Regions from separate parts of the Homo sapiens genome. Here all the other regions are linked to region 1. The links are chromatin loops, found by intact Hi-C in ENCODE. Cell type or tissue: chondrocyte. All regions are shown on one strand.

Region 1 (5,000 bases):
TTCTTATCCTTGCGGTAAAATAATAATTATTCCTTCTTCATAATTTTTCTTTTCTTTTTTGAGGACTGGATAAGTAATCTATTAAGGGACCTTAATGTACTAACACACAGCAAGGAGTCAATCTGTAGTAACCATGATTATCATTAATATGTCTCCAGCCAGCACTTGCGCTTAAGCTTTCTCACACTTAAGAAAGTGTTTGAGAGCAATTTCCCCTGCAGGTTGTACGGAGGTGACTCCGATTCTCACTATTATTCTTTTGTCTTTTATGATCATATCTTCCACCATCATATTATATAGGTATGAAGGCTCTGTGTAATAACTAAGGGTGTGGTACCTAACTGGAAGTCAGACCAATCATTCTTATGCTGTCACTGAAACCAGTAACCGGTGATTTGTAAGAGAAGAGTTAAAACAACTTAAACTCAACAACAACACCAAAAACAAAAACACTTAAATTGGGGATTCTGAATATGGGATTCATGGATGGGCTTTAAGGGAATGGGAAACCACCTGATATTTCATTCAAATGATTGACATTTTGGCCCAGGTAATTTTGGGGACTGTCCTGTGCACTGTATTTAGCAGAATCTCGGGTCTTTACCAACTAGATGCCAGTAATACTCCCCATTCATGGGTTATGATAATCAAAATTATCTTCAGACCTTGCCAAATATCCCTTTCCTTCTTCAGAATCGCTGTGGTAAAGCTTTATATGTCCGCGCATTTTTTTTTCTGGAAGGCTTATCAGTTTCATCGTATTTTTTAAAAGACCTGTGACCTCAAAAGGCTTGGAATCAATCACTTAAGGTCTTTCAAAATAATAATAAAAGAACACATATCTCCAGCTGTCGTTGTGGGAAAAATGTACACCATCACGGCTAATTAAAATGGTGCAGTCTGAAAATCTGCTATGAAATATATACCTACCAATTTATTACTTTCAACTCCTCTAAAAAGACACCTCACAAAAACTATATCTGGGAAACTGTCTACTTCAAAAACTGCTGTTCCCAGATGGCATACTTCTTAAAATACTGTGTTCAGCAGAGACTCCCACAGTCATCTACTGAATCTAGCTCTAAACTTCTAAAGGGGTTAGTGCTAATGACAAGTGGAAAAAGTCCTCAAGTCCAGAGGGGAACTAAAAATCAGTTGTTTCTCAGAAAAGAAATCAAACGATGGAATAAATTGCAAAATTGATCAGGAGGCAGGATGGAGGAGAAGGGAGGGAGGAAGTGAAGGGAAAGGGAGGGAGGGAGGGAGAGAGAGACAGAGAAACAGCAAGAGAGAGAGAGAGAGACCTTTGAAAGAGTGTATCTCTTGGGAGAGGCTCGCTAGAGGTCCGCCCCTGCCTTCTCCCTGGCTCGTCTGGAAAGGCAGCTGCCCCCATGCCATACATGAGCCTTGGGCTGTCTGCTGTGCTTTAATTCCCACGTCCACAACCGCCTCATTCACCGCCTTCCAAAGTGACCACTTCTCAAAAGCCTCCTCAAATCTCAAAGGGGCCACTTTACCCACTCTTTAAGGCCCTCTTTCCCGTCTACGGCTTCTTTTAACGGCGGCAGGAAAACAGGAGCATAAACCCGAACAGTAAACCCAGAAAAGCCCCAACAGGCAAAGTGTGTCATCTTCCGTGGCTCCTCGGGGTCACCCAGGAAGACAAGCAACTTTCTCCCATACTTCTCGGTCTGTCTGCCTTCCCCACTCAGCTTTGAATGAGACGCAGGGAGAGGGGGCGCGAGGGGGCTCGGGGCTAGGGGAGGAGCCGCGAAAGCTGCCCCCGGGGGTGGGCCTGGACCCGCGCGGACAGCGGGGCACCCCCCCACTCCCTTCCCGGCGCTCCAGGAACGTCCCCGGTGCGTCCTGGGTCTGTCTGCGCGGAGTTCCCCGGGGCGCGAGGGGAGGGGACTGGAGAAAGAGGAGGGCCGGGCAGCGGAGGGGAGGAGGCGGTGCGTGCCTCGCCTGCCAAAGGGAGATCCGCTCCTCTGCGTGCGATCCCCGGCGCCCGCGCGCGCCCACAGCGCTCCGCCAGAGCTGCCGCCGCGGACTCGCCGGGAGTGGGGGTCTCCGCTGGTGCCAGCCCGCTTCTGGAGACCCTCCGCCTCCTGCCAACCCCTGCTCTTCCAGGTCGGGCCCCGGGGTTCTGCGGCTGTTAGGGACAGAGGCAAAGAAGGGCAGGACGGTCCGGTTTCCCGTGGATGTTCCCGCCCGAGAAAGACAGCAAGTTGTGTGTGCGCCCGGGACGCGGGAGGGAAGGTGGCCGCCGCCCGCCAGCCATGTAAGTAAATCACTCGGCTGCCCCGTGGGCGTGGGCTCCGCTGCTTTCTCCCGGGCTCCCTCTCTGCCCCGGAGCCGGAGTTGGGCTGCTCCCGGGCTCCGGACTTCCTGAGCTCGGCGGATCCGTCGGCTCTGCCTGCCAGCCGCGTCCGCTCTTGGCGTCTGCCTCCGGGGGGTGCTGCCTTCCCATCCTTATCCCCTCCCTTCGTCCAGAGCCGGCTGGAAAATGCCTCTTGCCCCCTTTTAGAATGGAGGGATCATTGTGTGTCTCCATGGGTGGAGTGGCTCGGTGAGGCAATGGCAGGGGGCTAAATATGGGCTTGTCTTGGCGAGGGCGCCTCACCGCAGTTGGAGATGGGGGCCCCCTGCCCGCAGGCCACCCCCTGCTGGTCTTCCCCAGCCTCGTGGCCCAGATAGATCAACTTCAGCCCTGACTGCAGTTGACAAGATTAGAAAAAAAAGTAGTAGCCGACCTCCCGTTTGAGTGACATCCAGAACTGAAAATGGGCGGTGGTTAGAGAAAAAAACGGGTAGGGGCGAGGTGAAGAAAGGGGGAAATTTGCTATGGACCCTGAAAGCTGGAGTTAGGGGTCCTGGGGGTGGAATTCTAGGGTGGATGGGCTCTGTGCTTCTGTATTCATTTCTTTATGGAAAGTGTGAGAAATGGTTAAGGAACTCTTTTTGAAAGGCTGGGGTGGAAGTAGATGCCCCTGGAACCATTTGGATGACTGGGGTTTGATGTAGCATACTGGGAAGTATGGATTGCTGTTCAAATTAGACAATCATTCAGTGGGAGAAATGATTGCAATAGAACTGTTGGAATCAATGAATCAAAACTGCAGACTCAAAATAAGTCATACACAGGCATTCTTTTACACTAGAAGATGTTAAGACTAAAGAAATTCTGAAATGCTGCTGAATGAGTACAAAGAGTGTCTGGTAATAGTTCTGTACTGTGGGTGCCTCCGCAGACCATAATGCTTGTTAAATTTATGGTACTCTGCAATTGTGAAAAATTATCCTAATTAGTTTGTTTGGCTCATGCAGAGAGTTAATGCACCCTTAAAGGGACATAGAAAAGTTGCAACAAACTATGAGCATGAACTTGCAAGCCAAAAAATGGAAATCATGGCATGGTTCATTTTATTTTAATTGTTTATTGCCCAGTGAAAGTGCTACATTACTTTTAATGTGAGTATATAATATATAGAATGAATTCATTGGCCTGTCAAATAAAAATCGGGCGTTTCTTTAAGTAAATAGCTGTCAGAGTTAATTTGGAAATATTTACGGAAGATAAAGACATGAAAAAGCTTTGAGCTGGTTTGACAAAAATCGAGTTATGAAGCTCATAGAGAGAATTAGTTCTTCCCACTTTTAAAGTGTTGAGGCAAGTCTCAATGTTTATTAATTGAAAATTGTAGACTAGCTGAAACAGTGTTATCACTTCTTTTAATGCCTTTAATTTTTAATGTTTCCTGTTGTTTTACCAGGGACCATCATCTTTAGTGCAGAGGATGGAAAGTTGATGCCCAGTAAGACTGAAGATCCATTCTGCATTACGGAACTGTGGATTATCTGTGGGTCCCTGGTGATTTCACACCTTCATTCACTCCTGCAGTCCCTGAACACTTACTTGGGGTCCTCATTGCCCTATCTGGTGAAAGATGGCATCCAGCCTGACTTGTACTGGAGTAATCTGGGCTTTGCTGTCTTTTCTTTGTGCTGCCACCTCCTGCGTGGGGTTCTTTATGCCTTACTGGCTCTGGGGATCACAGCTGGGCAAGCCTGTGTCCTTCGGTACCTTCCGGAGGTGCTCATATCCTGTGCATGATGAGAGTCGGCAGATGATGGTGATGGTGGAGGAATGTGGGCGCTATGCCTCCTTCCAGGGCATCCCCAGCGCAGAATGGAGGATCTGCACCATAGTGACCGGCCTGGGTTGTGGCCTCCTCCTCCTGGTGGCGCTCACTGCCCTCATGGGTTGCTGTGTTTCCGACCTCATCTCCAGGACAGTGGGAAGAGTGGCTGGAGGAATTCAGTTTCTTGGGGGTAAGTGACTTGCTGAGCTTGAGTTGTTTACTGGAATCCCAAAGCAGTATTAAAAGTTATGTTTCAGTTGTCTACTGAGATTATTATAAATGACACCTGGAATGCATAAGAGAAATAGATTTGGAATGGCTTTGATGATAGGTTGCCAAAGTCAAGATTATTGTCAGAATTGCTGCTTTACAACTTCAAGAGTTCTTAATTTCTGTACATATACATCACTGGCCTGCTAAGTGCCACCTATGTGAAACAGTAACATCTAGGTTGTTTGAGGTGTAGTAGGGGCGACAGTTTGGATTTTATAGCTTCTTGTTCGTTATGTTAAACAATAGACAATTAGATTATCTTTGTCTTCATGGAATCCTCGGGTCTTTAAAGGTAAAGATTTCACAGAAAAGTGGAAAAGGTTTTTGATTCAACATTGTTATCATGAACCTCTAATACACTTTGGTGGATGCAAAATTTACTCTTGCCCAATCTTAAACTCTATTTCTAAATAAATGTTAACTATTTTAAATGAGAGATCAGTTTTATATAACAACTATGAACTTAACTATTCTACAGAGATAGCTATCCACTTAATTACCTTGTTAGGTCTTAACTTTCCTGGGTGCTCTTGCTGTGGAAAAAAAGAAAAGGGATATTTAGCAAATGATGTGTGCTTGTCCCAG
Region 2 (5,000 bases), 74 kb after region 1:
AATGTCACCTTTGTTACAATTCTTAACCAAATATCTCCCCTATCTGTAGCAAGCTGGAGGTAGTGATCTCGGTGGAGTTTCTGCTTGATTCTGTAACCAGCATTGTAGCTTTGACAATGAACATCCTCTGGGGAATTTTTTTTTGTCCATGATGTTATGTAGTTGGGAGTTTGGAATCTCATGGCTAATTTTAGGTCCTTTTCCATATGCTGCTTCCCCAGGTTCAGTCACGGATATGCAATATCATTCATTTGCCTTATCACAGGTGAAATAAGCAACCACAGCACAATGCAAAAGAAAAAAAGTGATAATGTAAAAGACATTTTGTACAAAGTGTCAAGAAGGAAAAGGTTTTATGAAACACGTAGTTTTATTCTGAGGTTCATCCAATGGTTATTTTATCCAATCCAAGTTTTTAGGACTTACGAGTTGTGCAGTTCCAGGGTGACACTATTCATTTAGAATATAAAGAGGCTGGTGCCCTTTGAATTTGTGCAGTGTGATGACACTGATCTTGTTTACCTGCACTGGAAACTCTCCGGTAACAGAACGTCTCCTCATACCCAGTGGAATTAAGTTCAAGCCCTTAAGTAGAGGCAGATATGGTGCTCCAGTTTGCCCCCGCTCATACCTCCAGGCACCTCTCTTCCTACTCCCCTCCGCACTCTGTTTCAGTTCATGGAATGGGATCTGGGCATCTTGGATGTCCCCATGTCTTTACATATGCTACTCTTTTCTTTTTTTTTTTAATACTTTTTTTTTTTTTTGAAACAAGGTCTCACTTTGTCGCCCAGGCTGGCTTGTCCCTGGGCTCAAGGGATCCTCTTTTTTAAGCCTCCTGAGTAGCTGGAATTACAGGTGTGCACCACTGCACCCAGCTAGTTACTCTCTTCTTTAGTATTCCTTTTCCCACTTTATGTTCACTCAAAGAACCCTACACATTCATCCAATATTCAGCAGTTATTTACTGAGTACCTACTATGCACAATGCATTGAACTAAGCACACAGTGCCCATTTGTAGTTTTGGATTGGATAAATTAATCATTGGATGAACTTCAGAATAAAATTTTCTCTTTCATAAAACCTTTTTCTTCTTGACACTTCGTGCAAAACTTCTTTTACATTATCACTTTTTTCTTTCGCATTGTGTTGTTGTTGATTACTTTATCCGTGTGTTTCCTCCTTTTGGATTATAAATGCAAGTCCAAAACCTTTTTATTTGCTTCCCAACAAACAGCTCAGTAAATTGGAAACAGCAAAAGTGCAAGTAGAATAGACTTTGAAGCATCTCCTCCTACTAGTGGGCAAGTTAATTAATTTTTCTAAATCCCAGATTCCCCATTTGTGTGTTGGAGGTAAGAATATCCAACAAAATCAGCCCAACAAAGTTTATTCTTTGCTCTTACTGTGTCTGTAGACTTTAAATGAGAACATATTTGTATATTTGCAGTACAGTGTCTTACACACTAAGTATGAACCTACTAAGGTGTTCATCCATTAGTAGCCTTCTTTATATCCCCTGCCTAGGACTTTGAACATAGTAGGAACTCATGAATATCTATTAAATAAATGCACTCAAGATCTCTGTCATTAAATATATTTAGATAGAAATAAGGGAATTGGGCCAGGTGTGATGGCTCATGCCTGTAATCCCAGCACTTTGGGAGGCCAAGGTGGGTGGATCACCTGAGATCAGGAGTTCGAGACCAGCCTGGCCACCATGGAGAAACCCTGTCTCTATTAAAAATACAAAAATTAGCCAGGCATGGTGGCGGGTGCCTGTAATCCCAGCTACTCAGAAGACTGAAGCAGGAGAATCACTTGAACCTGGGAGGTGGAGGTTACAGTGAGCCAAGATCATGCCACTGCACTCCAGCCTGGGCAACAGAGTGGGACTCTGCCTCAAGAAGAAGGAAAAAAAAAAGAAATAAGGGAATTGGCATGAATTTTGTACATTATTTTTTGGCAGTGGTATCTCTGCACAGTGGGTCCTGGGAAAGAGTAAACTTGCCCTCCAGCTGTCTTAAACAGAAGCTGACTTGCACTGCCTTAACCATCTTTCTGTCTTTTGACAAGATAGAGTAATTCTTCGAAAATCAAGCCATATACATTTTTTTCCTTCGAAAGTGTCTAAGCAACAAAATAAATAAATGTATTATTCATTCTGGGTTGTGTTAATTTTTCCTGCCAGAGGGGAAAAATGAATTTACAGGGAATTCCTGGAAGAATATCTTGGGACCTAAAAATAAAAATCATGGTTTTATTTTAAGCTTGTCAACAGGGGTGACAAGTGTAAGAATTGTAGCCCAGATGTGCGGGAAGCAACTCATAAATTCTATTTTCCACTATGTTTTATCTTGCCTGCCACTTTCCCTAAAATGGAAATCATTTTTAGTATCATAGAGCGAGATGGGAAACGTGGAAGTTTATTTGTAAAAGTGGCACTATGGTGAGCAAGCATTCACAGGGACACTGGCCTATTTTAGCAGCTGGCCTCTGGGAGAGAGGGATGCCCTACAGCTTGGCACTGGAGCTCTTTGGGATGCTGCTGAGCTTGTCATTGCTGTTCCTCTTTGGGGTCTCCAGGCTGCTTTTAAATTCTCTAGGAGGTGACCATGGGACCTTATTAGATGAGCTTTAATTTCTCTTTCTAAGTTGGCTTGTGCAAATACAGATATCTAGTTTTTTTTCAGTCAGAGGGGAGAGGAAGGATAGAGTTGAGGAGTGGACAGTAAGCATCCCCATTCAGAGGCAGATGCAGCCTGGTTTGGGGAGACGGTAGAGGACTAGAACATATTAGTGTGTATGGAGCTGGCCTGGGCGCTGAGATCCAGAGTGAGGAATGTGCCAGAGATTCCATCTGTTTGAGCTGGCATGAATCATAGTGTGAATCAGTAGATCTCTTTTCTTAGCAAAAACCAGCAAAAGCCCTTCTTGTGAGGGTCATATGAAGCGGAAGGAGATGAGATTCTATATTGATTTAGTACTAGTTCATGAGCTACCAAATCTAAAAACTAGGAGTCAGGTCAGATAAAATAGCATATTTCTAGCTTAAAGTTTTATGATCATGAATCTTATAGAAACATAGTTAACTTAGAAATTAAAGATTTAAGATTAAGTTAGAAATAGAAGTTGCTAGAAGTTCTCAAATGTATACTTCTGACAACTTGGTTAAATCCCTGGCATATGCAGAAAAGTTTCTGTGATTAAAAAATAACAGAAGTATGAGAGTTTTTCCTTGTCCAGCCAATTTTGTAGTCTATTTGAGAAGGTTAAAAACAACTGTAAAAGCTAAGTAACAAGGAAACAAAAAAATGATGAGTATATAACCAGAAGGAGCCCAGGTACTATAAAAGCTAAGTAACGAGGAAACAAAAAAATGATGAGTATATAACCAGAAGGAACACTCAGTTTGATTCCCATATCAGGAAGTTCTTGGGTTCAGTGCAAGACTTGAAACCTGACATGGTTTCATTAGATTGTAGAAAACGCTTTTTTTTTTTTTTTCTGGACAACAGATGGAACCATGTTGTCGGTTGTTCAAAGATGGACAGGAGACAGAAATCTATCAACCTGAAGTCAGCTCCAACTGCAGCTGTCTGTTCTCCTGAGGACTGTGCTAGTGGTCCACAGAGGTCACCTTGCTTATCACATGATATTTTCTTGATGTTAGTTGAAGCACATCACCTTAGGTGACACATGAGGGCCAAAGGCCTCTTTCTCAGGGATGTATGTGAAAGTGTGGTGGGTTGGGGACCAGCTAAGGAAAAAAAGACATGAAGGAGAATGCAAGCATCTTACAGTCATCATTCAGTAAGAAATCTTTATGACTGGACAAAGGAAAACATAAACGCCCTTTAACCTAGAATGCAAATTTCTAGTGATTTTTACTTTTTTAGTGTATCAGAAGTCACTGAGCAAGGTAAGTACCAGCACTTACAGAGACGGAGTCATAAAGGCTGCTCTCTAAAAGTAGAGGATGTGCAAAACCTGTAGTACCATTTAACAGATTTTTGACCTTGTTAATTATGTCATTTTGAAACTGGAATAAATATGTAATTCGAAGGTTGATTTTTCTGAACAAAAGTAAGTCAAGTCAAAGTTTTCTCAGAGTCTACTGTTTGATTCTTGAGGGTATTCAGAATTCAAGATTGATGTGCATTTCAACATTTCAGTTTCTGCCTAAGTGAAGCGTCACTTAAAGCCTTCGAAATTACAGATGTAAAATGAGGTTGCACGTGATGTCAGTAGCTATAATTCCTACTCTGGAGGTAGCTCGATGTGTCTGAAGGCTGAGTGAGCTGCGGCAGGATGAATGAATCTTTGACTTCAGGAGATGCTGTTCTAGTCTGTAACCTTGTCGTGTGGAATCAGCCCATCTGATGCTGAACACTAACTTGAAATGGCTGGCCGAATGCAGAGTAACACATCAGAGCACTAGACCGGTGGAAAGAACCTAGATTGCAAGTCCAGTGAATTATCTGCATCTTCATTTTGTTAGGTGTAGATTTACTTTTGTTATTGGTTGCAATTGCAATATTTTAAAATCATGATTATGCGTTAACTCCATCTATTTCTAAAACATTGGTATTTGTGTCATTTTTAGTGTAGCTTGATTTTTGTTTTCTTCTTTCTGGTACAAAAACGAGTTTCTCCCTCCAACCCCTGCCATGTATATCTGTATCATGTATATCTGTATCTACATTCCTGTCTACTATCAATGCCTACTATTTACAAGGTAGTTCAGTTCGTTTCAGATCAACTAGAATTTATTGAGTACCCTGTATGCTAATCCCTGTACCAGGGGCTTGGGATATAACAGTGAATAAGTTCCTGGGGCTTACATCAGTCAATATAGGGTTACTGTCTATTGAACAAGATTATTTTTGGGTTTCTATCTATTTGGGGATATGATAATGCATGTATTTATTCCTAACCATCACACAATAATATTATGAAACAATGTTAGTAGGAGGAAGGTGAGAGCCTTCATTTTAAC
Region 3 (5,000 bases), 290 kb after region 1:
CCTGCCTCAGCCTCCCAAGTAGCTGGGACTACAGGCATGCACCATCACACCTGGCTAATTTTTGAATTTTTTGTATAGACAGGGTTTCGCCATGTTGGCCAGGCTGGTCTTGAACTCCTGGCCTCAGGTCATCCACCCGCCTCGGCCTCCCAAAGTGCTGGGATTACAGGTGTGAGCCACTATGCCTGGCCAATAAAGGACTTCTGAATCACTGACACATTAAAAAAATTATAATTGTAGCAATAAAAGTTCAAGTTTAAGAACATTGAGAAAACGTTTAAATGATGTAAAAATACATTAATCAATAAATCATCTCCTGTCTGTGAAATGGGGTAGTAACCTAAGTGGACTGTGTGAGTCCTCTGCAGTACTAACCTATGTAAAGTGCCTGAGTGAATGGAACAGAACCCCAGAGACACACGGAGCTGGAATCTTCATTGCCGGTGGGCAGGTACTGACAGGCCTGCTGGAACGCTTTGATTAGACTCCTTCATTCTTGCTGTAATCATTTCTTATTCTGAAAAAGTTGTGTTTCTCTTGTGGCAGGGATTTTTACTTCGGTTTTTGCAGCTACCAGGAGGAGAAATGTCAGTCTGCCTAGTCCGACAAGGAAGAGTGAAGTTTTTGCCTAGAGATCTCATTAACGGAGAACAGACAGGATACAACATCAAGAGCGAAAGGGCAAAGTAATGAGAGAGTACTGTGTACTTTTTCCTGTTTTTATCGTATACGACACTGATACAACCTATTTTATTTATACTCATTTATTGTCCTAAAACTTGGCATGTCTTTGAAAAGTGATGAGGTGTTCTTTATTCACATATTTTATAAACCTATCCCACAATTATGAAAGGAGGTAGAAGAGATATTTAAATTAATTTGGTCGCTATTCTTTATTACTTTTAATTTCTCCTAAAACTCAGCAAGCTGACTTTGAAGGGACCTTAGTGAAAAACATTTTTTAATTAAAAAAATTCACATCCAGAACTTTTGTGCTCAGCTGCCTTGATCCTAGCGGTTCTGATAGCTGCAAGTTCTTATTCAGAAATTCAGCCCTACAGATCCCCCAGGGCTACAAGACAACAAGCAAAAACAGACTTCAGCTCTTGAAACTGTGTAATGAAGCCCATTCCAAGGGCTTCTCATAGATTTTCCAAATATATTTAGTTAATGCACAAACATACACACACACACACACCCCTACTCCTTTGAACTAAAAACATTTAAAGCCAGCAGTTCGCTTATTTCTGAAATGTAAACCTCCTTTTGAATTTGTTTTTGGTCTAGCTCATGATAAGGTATGCTGTGTAATTAACTGAGTGATTTGCTTTAAGATTTGGGTGGGGTTCAGGTGCTGCACAGCAAAGGTTGGGATTTTTATGCAGCCCTCACGTGGCCTGGAGCTCTTGGCAACACATTGTCTTTGGCCTCTGACTTGCCCCTCTTCCTTATAAGCTACTTTGTTTTCTATGAGGGTTTCTGCTTCTTTCTTGCTTCCTTCCTGGGCGTCTGCAGATATTTCTCCATCTCAGAGAACCAAAGCCCCACCTTCATTTATTCAGCATTCTCCACTTCCCATCACTTGCACAGGATTAGAGATATCAACTGCAGGCCACCACCTACCACCTGTGTTGACTTAAACAAATTACTTAATCTCTCTCCTCTTTCATTTTTTTGTCTGTAAAATGGGAATAATGCTATTCCTCACATATTATAGTTGATTAAATGAGGTAATAAGTGTAAACTTCTCAGCACAAAGTCTAGTACACATTAATGGCTAGTAGCTTTTATTTACAGTACCCAGAAAAGCAAGAGGCCTATTTTTTTTTAAGTGTATGAAGATGTCTCCTGATGCTGCTTAATAGGACAGATGTCAGTAAGCCAACCTCAGTCATTTGCTGGGCTTGGGGGCAAGACTACAAATGTGCACCCACTCCTGCTATCTTTCCTCCTTCCACGGAGTCGCTCATTTTAAGGAGCCTCATTCATACGAGTGTGTGATATCCTAGTCTGCACATTGAAGTTGTGTCCAAGCCCACCCCCTTCCTGTTCTGCAGACAGCTGCTCCTTGGCTACACCTTAGTTCTAAAGATGGGCCCTCCAGAGGACACACCCAGGGCAGAGCCTCTTGTGGACCTGGCCATGGCTTGAGCCCTTGCATTGGGAACCCATGATCTCGGGTCCCTGGAGTGTGGTATAGAAGAGGAGAGTGGCCTGGACTTAGTACCTTGGAATTCTTTTTCATGGAGAGTCACGGCAAGTGGGTGGCCAGAGCCGAGTCCATAGGACGGACCTTGAATGTCTGGTGCTAATCATGTTTGCTGGTAGAAAGAACCAAGCTTTGGAGAGGGAGGCTTCTCCATGCTCTGTCACTCTAGCCAGCCCGAGGCCCTTGTGTCCTGTTCAGTCACCATGATGCCAAACCTGTGAGTGTAGGAACCTGCTCGTCTCACAGAGGCCCTGACAGCTACCAGGAAGCCAAAGGGCGTCCTTTTTGGATCAACCCCAAGGAATGCAAATTCCTGCAGAGCTCAGTGCTTGATATTACAGTGACTGTGCCCCCTTTCCTCGGCTCCCTCACCAGCTGCAGCACAGACTGTTCTCCTCCTCCCCTTTTCTGTGGTTTCTTTTCCTTGGCATTTGCTGGGTGGACATAGAAGTAATACTGGGAGGAACTCAAATACCAGGGATCTGAGAAGAATCTTAGGTACAGTTGGACAGAAAGGGATGTGTTTGCTGTTAGTAACATCAACTCTAGAAATCCCAGTGAGGAAATCCTTAAGGCCAGCACTGTCCCACTTCCTGCAGAATTGAGTTTATAACCCATCAGCTCCTTTACAATGTATGATTATGTCTACATTAGCAACTCTCCTTTTATTGCTGAGAGTTGCAGCACCTGTATGTTCTGCATATTGCTGCAAAGGATTTGGGCTGAAGTGTTAACAACTTTAGCTCTTTAAGAAATAGTTTGGTAAGAAAAACAGTTATGAGGAATAATTCAATAGCCAAATACACAATAAAGATGAAGCATATGTGGTAGATAGTAAATCTTCCCCAGCAAAGGAAATCAGTGCCTTCAAGTACAAGTTGTCATTTAGAATTTGGAATCCGAACAGCAATACCATCCCATGAGTACAAAGTATTGAGTGCTAGAAATAGAAGCTTTGCTTCCCTCTCTCCTGAGCAGAAATATTTTGCTCTGCTGTCCCCAATAATCCCCAGATTCCATGTGCACGGCCTAACTGACTGACACAGCCAAAGGCTTCAGAACCGGGTGAGTCTGGTCAAGAATTCTTGTGTACAAGGTTATGCACAGAACAAGAGAAGGGACCTCTTTCAGCGCTTTTGTGTTCTGTTTTTTTTTCTAAAAAAAAAAAAAAGATAAATCTGACTGACATTCCAACTAGTGGGCCATAAACATGAGTTTCTTATGATATTAACGGGGATTTCTATGGATTGAATGTTTGTGTCCACCCCCCTCAAATTTGTATGTTGAAATTGAATCTGTAATGTAATGGTATTTGGAGATGGGGTCTTCGGGAAATGATTGGTTTATGAGGGTGGAGCCCTCATGAAGGGAATTAATGCCCCTATAAAAGGGAGCCCAGAGAGTTCTCTCATTCTCTTTTCATCATGTGAGTCAATGGTGTGCAACCTGTAAGAAAACCCTCACCAGAACCCAACTATGCTGGCACCCTGATCTTGGACTTCCAGCCTCCAGAATCAGGAGAAATCAATTTCTGTTTCTGAGCCACCCACATTATGTTACTTTGTGGTAACAGTCTGAACCAAGAGGCATGATATAAACAGTGCTCTGCAGTTTAAAAGTTTGAGAAATGTTAAACTAAAAATTAATCTAAGAATGTTTGTTTTAACTGCAGGATATCTCAGAGCGTTTATTACACTCGAGTGCTATATTATTTGAAATGAGACTGTAAAATATGTTTTCTCAAAATAGAATGTACTGTAGAAATTACTCATATAGGTCACTTTTTACGCCTTTGTCTTTTTTCCTATCTTCTTTCCAGATAAATATTTTAAATATCTAAGTTTAGAAATGATATTTAAGACATGATAACTTAAAATGTTCCATGGGGGTGGACAAGTTGATTCATAAGTGTTGAATTCCAATATTACCCAAATCGTCCATCTAAGGGGGAAAACAGGAAAATATTCTGCCAAGTTTCTCATGGAAAATCAGATGTAGGGGAGCAATTTCTGGCATTGGAATATTCCTTGGCATCTGTGTGGTTTAGGTACCACATAACTTCACAGTCCCAGCAGGGACCACCCGGAGTTGAAATCTCCAGGCCTCATAGTAAGTCTGCCCCTGACAGCACTCCTTCAATTCTCAGGATCTCCTCTAAGAGACAAGGGGCTGAAATATGGGGGAAATGGCAGTAAAGCATTTAGGAAAACATTCTCGTTCTTCCACAGTACTTATATTATTTATCCTTTTTCTTTTCTTTTCCTTTCTTCATTTAGTTCCACAGATGAACCAGTGGCCCCAGAAGCATCAACTAACTTTGTGACATTTGAAGGTTGTTTGCTTTCCTTAATTCAATTGACTTTCATCCTTACTGAGGTAGTGGGTTTGACTCAAGGGAGAGGAAGCACTGAGAAATAAGCTTTACACTTAAACAAAGATGCTGGGAACTTCCATGTGCATTTCCTTACATTTAAAAGATGGAAGCTATTTTGGACACATCGTTTAGCTGTAAGGAGAGCATTATCATGGAATCTATAAACATGGTGATCATAGTTTCCAAATCTCAAATTGGGACACATTCCCTGGCTAGAGGATTGTTATTCTTTCCGTGAGGTGACTTACTCTTTATGAGGTGTACATTAATTTCATTTAGCTAGTCAGTAATGGAAGTGCCTTGGTTAGAGAAAATAGAATTTCATAAAATCATAAGTGTACCAGAAAATCTAACATAGTGCTCAATGTATGTGATTCAGTTCACACAATGTTTAGCTTGCAAAATCATCCCTAAGAA
Region 4 (5,000 bases), 460 kb after region 1:
AGACTGCTTGGGTCCAGTTAGTGATTCTGCCTCTTCCCAACTGTGTGCCTTTCAGCACATTGCTTTTTCTGTCTGTGCCTTAATGTCCACATTTGTATAATGGATAATAATAGTTGATAGCTACCTTGAACAGTCAACATTAAATAAATTAATATAAAGCATTTAGAAGGGTGTCCATACATAATAAGCACTATAAAATATTAGCATTCTTATATTTTAAACCCTCACAGTGATATTAACTGAGAGACTCATTTTCAGTTTTAAAGCATTCAATAGCTATGTGCTGGTGGAAGAAACTTCAGGGAAGGAGGCTACATAAGCAGATCCTGGTGATAGGGCTTTGCATTTATAGTCCATAGTTTGGAAATAATTGTGGTCCTGTGGTGATCTTTTTATGATTTTATTATTCTATGATTTTATTCTTTTTATCTTTCATGGTTTTATTTTTATCTGTTTCTTTGGAAAATTCATTTCTAAGTCAATTTTACTTCAACCTGTTCTTAATAATAGTCAAAATTTCTTATTAAGGTCATAGTAGAGGTCTTCATTAAAACATATGCTAATTGAGAACAAGATTCTCACCATTTGGTCTGAAGAATCTCTGTTCTAATGTGCCCAACTGCCTTGAGTCTGTTTCTCTCTTATGCACAGGCCCTGACCCCACCCAGCCAGTCTGAATGCCCCACTTTGCTCTTCCCATAGTCCATGTGCATTCTAACCATATCTTTCTTCTGTAAGGAAACTATTATTTTAAGAATGTTAAGTAGATTTGGAATGATCTATTTGATAATGACTCAACAACATATGATCATATTAAGACCTTTACCAAGCTCTGGGCTAGATTGTGGGACACCCCTCTAACCCATCCCAATACCCACAGGGTATAATTCAAAATAAAAAGAATATTACATCATGAAACTGGTTTAATGCAGTCCAATAAATTCTTATTTTTTTTCCCATGATGACTACTTTGGTGGTGTTTTGAAATATCCTGTAGAAAGACTTTACATAAAACTTTTCTCATTTTTGATACTCATGTCTTCTGGGAAACCCTTAGTTAAATTTTCCTTTATAGACCGAAAACCCCTTAACATTCACCAGACTGGCAATAAATTTTGCCTCCTTGTGGGAAATGTGAGATTAACAAATGGAGACTGTTGTCTACTGTACTGAAATAAATCATACAATGCATTTCTATGAAAAACAAATTTCTCTTTATTATGAAAGAAAATGGATAATCTGTCTGTCTGGGGCTTCTAAAAGTTGTTAGGCACTGAGCAAGGTTGACTTTGGAGACCAAGTCACGAAGCATGACCGACCTTTTGCCCTTCCTTATTATTACTTTTTGTCCCAGTTCAGACCAGATGGTACCTGAGACAGCAGACTTCTTGGCTAAGGTAAAAGACCCCTTGACCATTACATCCTTAATGTGGAATGTTAATATTCCCTTCCCAAAATGAAACACTGCCTATGACCATCAAATTGCTGTAACTATGCACTAACCTTACATGGAAAATGTTGAGACCCTATTCAGTTTCCCCAGCTTTTGCCTATATTAACAGCCCTCAAGCGTCTCCTCTTCGGTGCACTGACCCTATCTTTTTGGAGTCTCTGTCCTTACCAGTGGTTTTTTTCTGACTTTGTGCTTGAATAAACTCAATATTTAATCATATTGCCTGAATCCTAATTTAAGGTTGACAAATTAGCGATTATGAAGGAGACCTTCCCAGTCATTTCACCAGCAGCCAGATCTTTGATACCAGCACAACTGATGTATCTTCCACCCTCACCAGAGTTAACAGGAATCCCTGGTAAGGTGCCTCACCTTGGTTGAGGATTCAGAATTTATTCAAGCTGTACCTTCCTAACTCAGTGGGGTTGGAATTGAAGTTCTGTTCCAAGGTAGAAGATTCATTTGTTATTCTGTAGAGATTCTAATAGCAGATTTCTAGCTTTCACTTTCTGTGAAGTTAAGATTTGTCTTGAATTATTCCTTAGAGTTTTTACAACCCTTCTGTCGTTCAAAATTTTGGTACAGAGACAGCTTCCCTTTGAAAAGATGTGGTGAAAGGAAGTGAATCTTTGTGACCTGCGGGAAAAGTTTATAGTCTTTAAAACTGGCCAGGTTCTGAAGCTTGGTTCAATTGACAAATCCAGACTTTATTTATGAATAACCAAAAGTATAACAGGCTCCCTGTGAGGACAAAATAAGTCCCAAAGATAAGAGACACCATTTCTCGCTGCCAGATGGTACCTTAGGTGGTTTAGTTCTAGTGGGAATGTCAGAGTTAATCACTCATGATGAGTAATAGTCTCATACGAAACCCCTAAGAAGAACATAAAGGTAGCCTCACTTAATTCAGCTGGCACACATAAAGGATTGATCAACTAGCGCGGAAAGTGCCAAAGTTTCTTGGGATTACCGAGACGCTTAAGAGGGAAGAAGTGACTCAAGGGTGACACCTTGAGGAGCCATCCCCACAAGCAGCACACTTGACTCAAAAGTATTTTGGTCATGCAGGAAGGAAAGCACTAAATTATGGGCAACTGAGCATCTAAAATGAACTCTTCCTTCTTAACGAGGACCCACCATTAGAAACATCAGCTAGATTTGTGTTTAACACCTATAGTGTATTTTCATGCAAATATTTAGAAAATTGATCACACATAACTCCTGATGACCCCAAATTACAACGGCCAAAATGCACTACCTTTAATGCCTAAATTAGTTAACTTGCATGCTCAATTAGAAAAAGCTGACTCTGAAATAGAACAATTGTGAAAATTGTTTTCAACGGTATTTGGAAACTTCCAAAAGGGGTTCTGATAAAGTCCTTTCTCTTCAGGAAGGAAACAAAAAAAGATGACCTAAAACAATTCCTGTATTTAAAAAGACTGCTAAAATTTCTCCTCCTCCTTTAGCTCCTTCTTCTCTTTATCCTTCATGGTCTGGACTGCCTTGCCCATTTGTACCTTCTGTTCCTCCTCCTTCTCCGACACCTGCTGTTTTGGCTCCATTTTGTGAACAGCAGGTGTCTGGTGAAGGATAACCTGCTTTGGTTTATTAACCATGGTCAAAGGTACAACTAAAACGAATAATTAAAGAATTCCCAACCCTCACAAGGACTCTATTAGTTTTGCCAGCTAATTTGAACTGAATATTCAAGCTCATGATCCTGGTTTTTCTGATTTATATTAATTAATTCACATGTTAGTAAGAGAAAGTAAAGCTAAAGATTGGATAGCTAAGGAAAATTGGAGGAACTCCTTTGGAGACTTTCTGAAATTTTCAGAAACTAATTGTGAACATGCCTATGATACTGCTAAATCTTTACTTGATGCTATCTCTTTAGTCTTTCAGAAATAGTTAACTAGAATAAAACCATGTCAACAAAATCCAAATGAGTCGGTGATGTCATATTTTGGGAGATTTTAAAAAATATATTTAAACACTCAGGATTATCTGAAGTGAGTTATGCTAATCATTAAAATGATACTCTCCTCAATTCCAATTTCATAAATGGGTTAGATGAGAAATTAGCATTCATAGAAATAAGACAATGCTGTAGTTGGGCTATTTCTCAAACACAATTTGTTTAATCTTGGCAATCATTTGTCTTGTACCTTAACTAAGGAAGAAAGAGGAAAGAGTGCAAACAAAAGAGTAAGGCTAATAAATTTCTGAGTTTACAGTTGAAACAACTATATATCCAATCTGGGTCTCTAAAATGTCCCTATAAACCTCAAAATGAACCCAACCCTCTGCTTTGCAATTATTGCAAAAAGTCAGACCACTTTTTTAAAAGTTGTGGATTTTCGCATTGATGATCAGGGATATTGGCCTGAAATTTTCTTTTTTTGTTGTGTTTCTGCCAGATTTTGGTATCAGGATGATGCTGGCCTCATAAAATGAGTTAGGGAGGAGTCTCCCTTTTTCTATTGTTCGGAATAGTTTCAGAAGAAATGGTGCCAGCTCCTCTTTGCACCTCTGGAAGAATTCGGCTGCTAATCCATCTGGTCCTGGGCTTTTTTTTGTTGTTAGGCTACTACCGCCTCAATTTCAGAACTTGTTATTGGTCTATTTGGGAATTTGACTTCTTCCTAGTTTAGTCTTGGGGGGGGGGTGTATATGTCCAGGAATTTATCCATTTCTTCTAGATTTTCTAGTTTATTTGCACAGAGGTGTTTATAGTATTCCCTGATGGTAGTATCAGTGGTGATATCCCCTTTATCATTTTTTATTGTGTCTATTTGATTCTTCTCTCTTTTCTTCTTTATTAGTCTGGCTAGCTGTCTATTTTGTTAATCTTTTCAAAAAACCAGCTCCTGGATTCGCTGATATTTTGAAGGGTTTTTTTGTGTCTCTATCTCCTTCAGTTCTGCTCTGATCTTAGTATTTCTTGTCTTCTGCTAGCTTTTGAATTTGTTTGCCCTTGCTTCTCTAGAAGAACTCCAGACTTTATAAAGCATCTAAAAATATCTGTTATAAATACTATATCAATACTTGACAATAAAAGCTAGACACAAAATATAGTTTCTGATCCCTGTCTGAAATTCTTCTGAAGATCTGCTGATTGCCCTTTTCCATGGAAGCTAAGGGAATGGTTCTTGCTGGTTTAGTTTGTGTTCTCTGTGATCTACATGGCTTTGTCCTGTGAGGTCTGATATGCTTTAGAATGTCTTCTTCCAAAACACAGATCTCTAGTCCTAAGTCTTTATTAGTGTGTTTCTCTGCAATGTTTGCTTTCCTCCAATGGCCCTGAAACATGTGGCTGTGATTTTGCTGCTGCAGTTCACTGAGATTTCAAGCTCAGCTTTCTGAAACTTTGTCTATGTTCTCTCTGACACTTGCCTCCTCCCTGTTCTGCCCCTTTTCATGATGAGAAGGGAATTTTAAACTATTTTGTCAAGAAGAATAATTTTGGTTTGCACGTGCACTAAGTCATTATGGACAAGGTTTCCATTGAGGCATTTTCAACAATAGCAGAAAGACGTCTGCT

What was found. Hi-C counts contacts between places; a loop is a spot of excess contacts. Peaks named below come from ENCODE experiments on the same cell type or tissue, not always from the same donor. Only the 100,000 strongest peaks of a DNase experiment are listed, where the experiment ranks them.
Region 2: a loop joins it to region 1, with 2.6 times the contacts of the local background. A loop is called at or near these places in 18 of 110 quality-filtered maps.
Region 3: a loop joins it to region 1, with 2.9 times the contacts of the local background. A loop is called at or near these places in 2 of 110 quality-filtered maps.
Region 4: it touches region 1 in a loop (4-fold over the local background); 92 of 110 quality-filtered maps call a loop at or near these places.

Annotation. Positions count from the first base shown.
Region 1 is chr13:39,600,164-39,605,163 of GRCh38, reverse strand. LHFPL6 (LHFPL tetraspan subfamily member 6) reads left to right here and starts at 1,971. Exons shown (of 4, transcript NM_005780.3): 1 at 1,971-2,281; 2 at 3,774-4,332. The coding sequence starts at 3,948. LOC112268119 (protein SPT2 homolog) reads right to left here and starts at 3,840. Exons shown (of 4, transcript XM_035861111.2): 1 at 3,771-3,840; 2 at 2,624-2,714; 3 at 1,522-2,520. The coding sequence starts at 3,840. RefSeq lists a silencer at 1,777-2,076. In chondrocyte, CTCF peaks have their summits at 2,260, 2,463 (motif pointing right), 4,019 (motif pointing left) and 4,224; DNase peaks (open chromatin) are centred at 2,133 and 2,303.
Region 2 is chr13:39,526,015-39,531,014 of GRCh38, reverse strand. The region is part of intron 2 of LHFPL6 (LHFPL tetraspan subfamily member 6); the gene reads left to right. Among named protein-coding and RNA genes, the nearest start is that of LHFPL6, 75 kb to the left of the region's middle. In chondrocyte, no CTCF peak of the experiment used is centred here; no DNase peak of the experiment used is centred here.
Region 3 is chr13:39,309,347-39,314,346 of GRCh38, reverse strand. LOC107984580 (a long non-coding RNA gene) reads left to right here. Exons shown (of 2, transcript XR_001749845.1): 2 at 547-5,000. Among named protein-coding and RNA genes, the nearest start is that of NHLRC3, 270 kb to the right of the region's middle. In chondrocyte, no CTCF peak of the experiment used is centred here; a DNase peak (open chromatin) is centred at 2,436.
Region 4 is chr13:39,142,591-39,147,590 of GRCh38, reverse strand. No RefSeq gene overlaps it. Among named protein-coding and RNA genes, the nearest start is that of NHLRC3, 110 kb to the right of the region's middle. In chondrocyte, CTCF peaks have their summits at 932, 1,137, 2,227 and 2,459; no DNase peak of the experiment used is centred here.